Linked DNA regions of Mus musculus: region 2 is linked to region 1. The links are chromatin contacts, found by Hi-C or POLR2A ChIA-PET in ENCODE. All regions are on one chromosome and are shown on one strand. Each heading gives the region's core, a stretch centred on a gene start or an enhancer-like site at or near the end of the contact. The rest is flanking DNA. Distances are from core to core; before and after follow the strand shown. Region 1 has its middle 42 kb from the start of Gm14009. Region 2 overlaps Morrbid (myeloid RNA regulator of BCL2L11 induced cell death).

Evidence for each region. A loop is a pair of places that touch in the nucleus more often than their neighbours do. ChIA-PET counts read pairs that join two places held with the same protein, here RNA polymerase II (POLR2A).
Region 2: a loop to region 1 is called in a map of regulatory T cell, with 2.0 times the contacts of the local background. The contact joins two enhancer-like sites. A Hi-C loop is called at or near these places in 4 of 37 maps with a recorded cell type or tissue (CH12F3, T-helper 2 cell, regulatory T cell and 1 more). POLR2A ChIA-PET finds 5 or more read pairs at or near these places in 1 of 5 experiments (Patski).

The regions. Positions count from the first base shown.
Region 1 is chr2:128,209,910-128,213,976 of GRCm38, forward strand. No RefSeq gene overlaps it. Among named protein-coding and RNA genes, the nearest start is that of Gm14009, 42 kb to the left of the region's middle. Within about 2 kb of position 1,867, at least 1 of the 3 ENCODE cell types and tissues checked has a DNase peak (open chromatin) inside an H3K27ac peak, as active enhancers do.
Region 2 is chr2:128,406,738-128,410,440 of GRCm38, forward strand. All of the region lies in intron 1 of Morrbid (myeloid RNA regulator of BCL2L11 induced cell death), which reads right to left. Among named protein-coding and RNA genes, the nearest start is that of Gm14010, 14 kb to the right of the region's middle. Within about 2 kb of position 2,159, at least 1 of the 3 ENCODE cell types and tissues checked has a DNase peak (open chromatin) inside an H3K27ac peak, as active enhancers do.

The DNA.
Region 1 (4,067 bases), core at 617-3,116:
TGTGATGAGGGCCAGCCCATCTGACTATAGGAGGAAGGTGTGGACTTAGCAACCCTAGTACCTGTTGCTCCATAGGGAAAGACCCAGGAAACAAGGAAAAGTTAAAGAAATGGGTGAGTCTGCCAACTAATGAATCATCATTCATTCCCCTGAAGCCACTCAGCTTGAAAAGAATTTACTGGAAACCAACTTGTTGAAGGATCAGTTTCCCTGGTGAGGACTCCCTGGAATTTACCCAAAAGTTGTTTGGGTTAATTACTTTAACAATGATCATCATGTTTGCCCGCTGGTTCCCACAAGCCTTCAGATTCCCCCTGCGTGGTTTTCTACCTTACAATCAGTTTCATTTCACTGTCTTAGGCATATTCTCACTAGTCACCCAGCTATTGATCTTTCAGCCCATGTCAATCTTTTGAGTGTTTCTTTATTTAGAGAGTGATGGACTTCCTGAGCTCATGAAATTATGTGTGTGTGTGTGTGCCCATGTGCGTGCGCTTGCACGTGTGCACTAGTGGCTGGGTTTTCCTCAACTGCATTTTCTGTCAATTGTAATTTGAAAGACAGGGCTCTAAATTGGACAACTGCTCCCACTTTGGGATTTTTGTCATTGGGGAAATTGTCATAAATATGTGAAAATTAACACTGCAGGAAAAAAAAAACGTTGAGTTGGCTGCCTGCCAAACCTCTCAGGGAAACACAGAGCGGATACAGACGGGTGTTAGATGGCCCTCGCTGGACAAAGCTATCTTTTCTGCAAAGCAGAGGTTAAAGTTGGAAAAGCCTCGTGAATTGTCAGAACCTTTATATATGACAATGGAAGAGAAGTCCGCTCTAGAAATGGGAACCACATGCCAAATAACTGATTTTTTAAAAAAGTTACAGGGTAGAGAATCCCCAAATGAAATATTTCTACTAGATAAATACTAAGGCCTCGTCAGAGAAAAGAAAGACTCCTGAACAGAAATTTGCTAGGATCGTGTTATTGTGCATCTTGAAAACAGGCAGGGCAGAGAAGTTGGGATTTGCTAGCCTGCAGGATTTGGCTTCAGAAAAGTAATTTTTAGTGTCCCGGGTTGCTTTTGTTTTTAAAACACAGTCACTTCCAAACATGGCTTTAGGAAACTTTTCTGAGAATCACACCTTTTCTGAGAGGGACTGACTGCACACTGGGGAGGCTTAGGAAACAGAAGTGACCTAGAATCTAGATTTTGCAGGAAATCAGAGGAGGCCAGTTATGCAGATTATGTGGAGGCCTGTACAGCGCTGGAGGCTGCAGAGAGCACCTTTCGCTGGGAAGGGTGAGGTCATCTGAGGACAGAGGAAAAACGAAGAGGAAGTGCCCTCTGGAGCTGGGAAGGTGCTGGGGCTAAGGAGGAGTGCACTGGGGAGGGTGGGGGCGGGGGCTTGGAAAGGGATTCTCTCCAGCGCCATTTCTATAGCCTGAGCTGCACTAGCGTAAACAGGGGCCGTGGGCATACGGCGGTAAGACTGGGATTCCACGGCCAGGAAGCAAGCACTAACCACGGGAAGTGTTGGGAGGCAGAATGTCTAGAAGCAGGCGAAGGAGGGAGAGTGCCCTTGGCAACGGGGAGATAATGAGCGCTCCTCACAGTCCAGGAACTGGTCTGCTTAGAGATAAGCAAGGAGGCCAGGAAGAGAATCCCAAGGGCCCCAAGGCATGTGAGGTAGCACAATGCTGGGTTTCAGGTGTGGCTTTGGGGTTTGAACAGGGAGAAAAGCCTGCTCGGCACCATTCTGTCCCTGAGGCCATAACTGTCCCATCACATTCTTCTCACAAAGGAAGGTGAGGCTCGAAACCACTCTCCATCACCTAGTATCCCCATCCCTTGTCCTGTCCCTCCTCATCCCTGCCTGGCTGGCAATTAACACAGTACACCCCAGGAACCTACTCCGTTTCTGGGCAGATATGGTTATTCATCCAGGAAGGAGAACGAATTAACCTGTTTCCGTTTCCCCAGCGCCCGTCTATCTCCCTCCCATTCCTAGGAGGCCGCCCTCCTCCTTCCCACACCCGCTTCTACCCAGAGGCAGCAGGAAGCCTCTCTGCAGGGATACTAGCTGGGGATCTCCCGGCTGGAAGCACCTGCTTTGCTGCAGCCTGGGGCACTGTGACCCCTGGGGATGCAGCTCAGAAAGCCCCTATTAAAATGCTAATGCAGCACCTGGAAGGGTGAAGCCTCAAGGCAGCCTCCTATCTCGGTGCCTGAGCTTCCTCCTGTATGACTAGCCGGGGATAGAACACCCTGTGGGTATGGCGGATGTCTTGACATCAGGTACCAACCCAGCATTCTGCTAAACTCTATGTTTGAGTTCCATAGCAGTCAGGCTTAAGCTTGGGCGCCTCTCAGGACAGCAGGTCTTAAAGAGTCTGGCGTCTCCCTATCCCAGGCCCTCCCTAAACACAGTATTATTCGGGGCCCAGTGTCTCACTTTTCTCAAGACACCTCAGCACCCCCACAGCTGTCCATGTAAGATGTGGTCACCTTCAGTCTGTCACTTCAGAGAAGTGGGGATCTCCATGTTAGGCTTCAAACCCAGGACCCCTAACGCTAGCCCTGTTAATATACAGGCAATTCCACTTGGCCTACTCTCGGAGACCTAGCAACTGCTTATGTCAGCACCTGACCCTGCTGCAGATATAATAAGGTTCCTCCAGCCACCACATCTCTCTCTCCCCCTACCCCACCCGGAAAGAGGGTTGGAGAGATAGCTCAGCGGTTAGGAGCACATACTACTTCTCAAGTGCTCACATCACACAGCTGCCAACTGACTGTAACTCCAGCTTTAAGGGATCCAAAACCTCTGGCTCCTGTGGGTACCTGGATTCCTGTGTGCATACACACACATACACACACACACACACACACACACATACACACACATACACACACACATACACACACACACCCTGTATATACATAATTAAATGAAATAAATGCTTTTTAAAAGAGAAATATATGTATGTTTGATTAAACTTACAGTGAATATCAGACTTAATGGTAAAAAGCTTAATCTCTTCCTCCTATGATCACAAACAAGGCAAGGTCATTCAAAACCAGTGAGGCCACTCCTGCCTGTGACCCAAGCAGTATGGAGGGCTGAGAAAGGAAGAGGAATGCTGGGGCTTGCTGGCCATCAGCCTAGCCCAAACACAGCGAAGGACCCTGTCTCAGGCAATAAAACAGGGATGGGGAGGAGGCGTTTTGACATCCTCCGTTGGCCTCTGTATGCACCGGCACAGATGTGAACACACATGTCACACACACGCATATACATACACACACACACACACACAGAAAGAGAGAATAGATGTATCAAAAAGATTCATCATAACAATCTCTAATTTACAAAGTCAGACAGATTGAAATAGATATAACAACTTCTAAATTACACACATACACACATTCTTTTTGAAGAACTCAAAATGGATCGCAGATTGATGTAAGACTATAAAAGTATTATTTTAGAAATAACAAGAAAATATCCAGGGCTTGGGACTAGGCTAAACTTGAGACCAAATACATGCTCCATAAAACATATAAAAAAATATTGATAAACAGGAGTTTACAAAATTAGAAACATTTACCTTTTGACTTTAAGAAGATGAGAAAGCATAGATTAAGATGAATGTCTTTCTAAGATCTAATATATCTCACTAGCGAAGAATCAATGGAGAACTAAACAACCCAATTAAAAATTGTGCAAAAGACGCAAAGACATTTCATCAAAGAGAATGTATGTATGGCAAAAATGTAAAGAGAGGAAATGAGCTGTCTCTCTGCACCACCTCTCAAGGAGATGGAAATTTAAGGACTTGCTGAGCTAGAAGCTAAGGAACTATACGGATACTGCCAGCAGGAACGTAGACCTCACAGCACTCCACAGCACAGCTGGGTGGCTTCTTAAAAACGTAGTGTCTGATCTGGGTAGGGTACACCGTTGATCCTAGCACTCGGGAGGCAGAGACAGGTGGATATCTAGTTTGAGACCAGCCTAGTCTACAAAGTGAGTTCCAGGTCAGCCTTAGTCTTAGTCTTTCCAGGATG
Region 2 (3,703 bases), core at 909-3,408, 200 kb after region 1:
TAAGAGAATTGGGGGCTGGCTAGGAGGCTTAGCTGGTACAGGACCTGTAGTTCAAATATAAGGACCTCAGTTAGCCTCAGCACCTACATAAAAGCTGGGTGTTGTAGCACTTGTCTAGAACCCAGGCTCGAGGGGCAGAGAGACAGATGGATCCCTGTAGTTCGTTGGTTAGCTAGCTTAGCTCAGGAAGAGACCTTATCTCAAAGTAGATAAACAAATAAATAAGTACATATGGTGGAGAGTTATTGAGGAAGACACCTGTACTGAGCTCTGTCCTCTATACTCATGTGTACTCATGTGTACTCATGTGTACAGACATACACACACTCACATGAATATGTACATACACTTACACACACACACACACAGAGTAACAGAATAACATTGGACTAAATACCAGCAACCATTTTCTAGCAGTCAGCACGTGCAATTAACCACTGCAAGGACCGCAGATGTCTGGGCCTGGTCACACCCAATGTGTCGTCTCAGACTTGTTTCAGTTTGCAGCTTTAGAACAATGGGGGCACTGAGAAGACACAGGGAGTGTGACCAGGCAGCAGAGGAACTTCAGATGTGGTAGAGAGGACAGGATATCAGGGTGACGAAGCAGATATGAGGCTTCTGTCTCTGAGTGACTTGCAGCCAGGAGCCGCACTCTCAGCTCCACGTTTAAAACTTAAATTCTAAAACTGGTTGCCAAAACTCATGATTTAGGAGATTTCGTAAAAGGTGTCCATGTTCCTGGACCCAGTAAAGTAGGTCCCAGCCTGTTTTCTTATGGTAAAACATCAAGGCAGGGTAAGTGAGGAAATCAGGTAAGAGGCTGTAAGACCTCAGCAAGATCTCTGGCTCTTTTTTATTTTATTTTATTTTAATTTATTTTTACTTTATTTGGTAGTAGAGATTGAACTCAAGGCTTCAAGCACACCACACAAGACCCTGCCACTGAACTACAGCCCCAGAGTTTTGTTTGTCTATTTGTTTCATTCTATTACTTTGAGACTGACTCTTGTTAAGTTCTCCAGGCTGGCCTTGAACTTAGGATTCTTCTGCTTTGACCTCAAGCCTGGCTCTGGCCCTAGAACTCTGAACAGCACCAGTCGTGGGCCACATCTGTGTAGTCACACTCCAGATTGCTGCTTTCCATCTCGTCCCCTCTGTCACCTGTTCAGTGATTTGGTAACCTGTCAGATCTGCTTAGGACTGACCTCAGGTGGGACATGAATTCTAAACAAGAGAACAGGAGACCAGACCCATCTGGAGATGTGGGTGATGGGTGATGACTTAAATCTTCCAAAGTAGAGTTTAGTAAAGAAATGTCAGGTTCCAAGCTTTTAAGTTCAGCAAACTAACAAACAAAACCCTAACTATACAGGAGGTTGGGCTTTTGTAACAAAAAGAGAGAAATGAGAATCTCAGTTATTAACAGAAATGGTACAAGTGAACCACAGGGAGTTATGGAAAGAAGCAGCTGAACCAAGCGTGGCCACTGAGACAGGGTCAGAACAGTGCCCAGGACACAAAAAGACCCCAGGAGGTGGTCTGGGCGTGAACACTGTAAGTCTTAGGATTTCTGTTGCTGTGATAAAATACGAATATAACTTGGGGAGGAAAGGGTTTATAAGCCTGTCATCCAGGAAGTCAAGAGAGAAACTCGGGGCGGGAATCTGGAGGCCACGGAGGAACAGCATTCCTTGTGTCTTGTTCAGCCTCCTTCCTAGTACACTCAACACTGCCTGCTCAAGGAAGGCACTGACTCCCGTGGACTGGTGCTCGAACATCAATCATCAATCCAGAGAATGCCTTGCAGCTTTGCCTATAGGCCAAACTTATTCCCACTCTTCTCAGATATATTTAGGTTTGTGTCAAGTTGACAAAAACAAGCAGCACAGGAGGTGAAAGAAAGAACATTCCAGATACACTTGGACTTTTCTTACTATCAGAACCAGTGAACTTGGCTGTGCAACCCCTCTGCACTTCTGAACTCTCGCAGGCTTGCACACTGAAAGGCTTCATAAAAGACTAACTCGATAATTCAAACTATCCCCGTGCCTTGGAAGTCACGTTTGAATTTCAAGCTCTGCCTTTGGAGTAGCTCCTCAGACACACACAGTGTGCTTCAGAAATCAGCCCAGTGTGTTGATCCTTCCAGCACTCCCAGACAGACACAGACAGTAGCGCCCCCTCCTGGCACACGGCCTTCTTAGCCCACAGAGGGGTTACTCCCTCCTGGGACACTTCTGCACATAACTTTGACCTGCTACTCAAGGCCTGGTCTGGACTCTGCTTCTTTTCTGACTGAGCACAAATCCACAGGAGAGTCACTGTCCACTCCTGATCATTGAGAGCCCTGGAGTATCCTCCCTCCTTTAAGCCATTCACTGCTTAGGTCTTACTTTTCCATAGTGATCAACCATCTTTACTGAAATTCCTGTCTAGTTCATTTCATATCTATCAGAACTCACTGCACTGAGATGAATTGTTTTCTGGTGGCGATGGGACAGGATCCAGAGCTTAACCCAAGCTGGGCAAGTGGCTCCACCAGTGGGCTACATCCTGGCCAGTGTGCTGAGGCCTGGGAGTATGACTTTTCAGTATTTGAATAGTATTATTCCCTAATCACTACACAGGAATATTTTAGCAGATTTCATATCAGAGCAGGTGTATCCAGGGTGTTAGCAGCCATAAAGATTAGTGGCAAAGCAAATGGCTATTGGTGTCCTTGAGGATGGACACTGACTACAACACCTGCCCCAGAGCCCCTCAGCCAACCAAGGTAGCGTCCTGCTCACTGCCTTGGTTGAAAAGGATCTAGCTTCACACACAAATGTGCTTGTAGGATTGCACCCGACAGTGCTTGGGCATCAGTGTGTTTGCAAAGACTGTAGAGAGTCAGTGTGTAGGGATGGACTTGCTGGGACTCCTGTGGGAGGCACACAGGGTAGGGATGGACCTCCTGGCACTCCTGTGGAAGGCACACAGGGTAGGGATGGACCTGCTGGCACTCCTGTGGAAGACACACAGGGTAGGGATGGACCTGCTGGCACTCCTGTGGGGGGCACACAGGGTAGGGATGGACCTCCTGACACTCCTGTGGGAGGCACACAGGGTAGGGATGGACCTGCTGGCACTCCTGTGGAAGGTACACAGGGTAGGGATGGACCTGCTGGCACTCCTGTGGAAGGCACACAGGGTAGGGATGGACTTCCTGGCACTCCTGTGGAAGACACGCAGGGTAGGGATGGACCTGCTGGCACTCCTGTGGGAGGCACACAGGGTAGGGATGGACCTGCTGGCACTCCTGTGGGAGGCACACAGGGTAGGGATGCATTCACCGCAAATATGAGCCTTGGTCCAAAAACTAATGCTTCCAGAACGTTCTTTGTCCCACATGTGAACACAAAGGAGTGAAACTCATGACTTCTGAAACCACAGAGTGTATTTGACTTTTTCATCTGCATTCTCTTCCTTGAACAACTTCTGTGTAAGGTGGGATGACATTCTAGAACATGCAACTCAATAAGGAGACAATTTTGCTGGTTCTTTTTTTTTTTTTAAAGATTTATTTATTTGTTTTATGTATATGAGTACACACCAGACACACCAGAAGAGGGCATCAGATCCCATTACAGATGGTTGTGAGCCACCATGTGGTTGCTGGGAATTGAACTCAGGACCTCTGGAAGAGCAGTCAGTGCTCTTA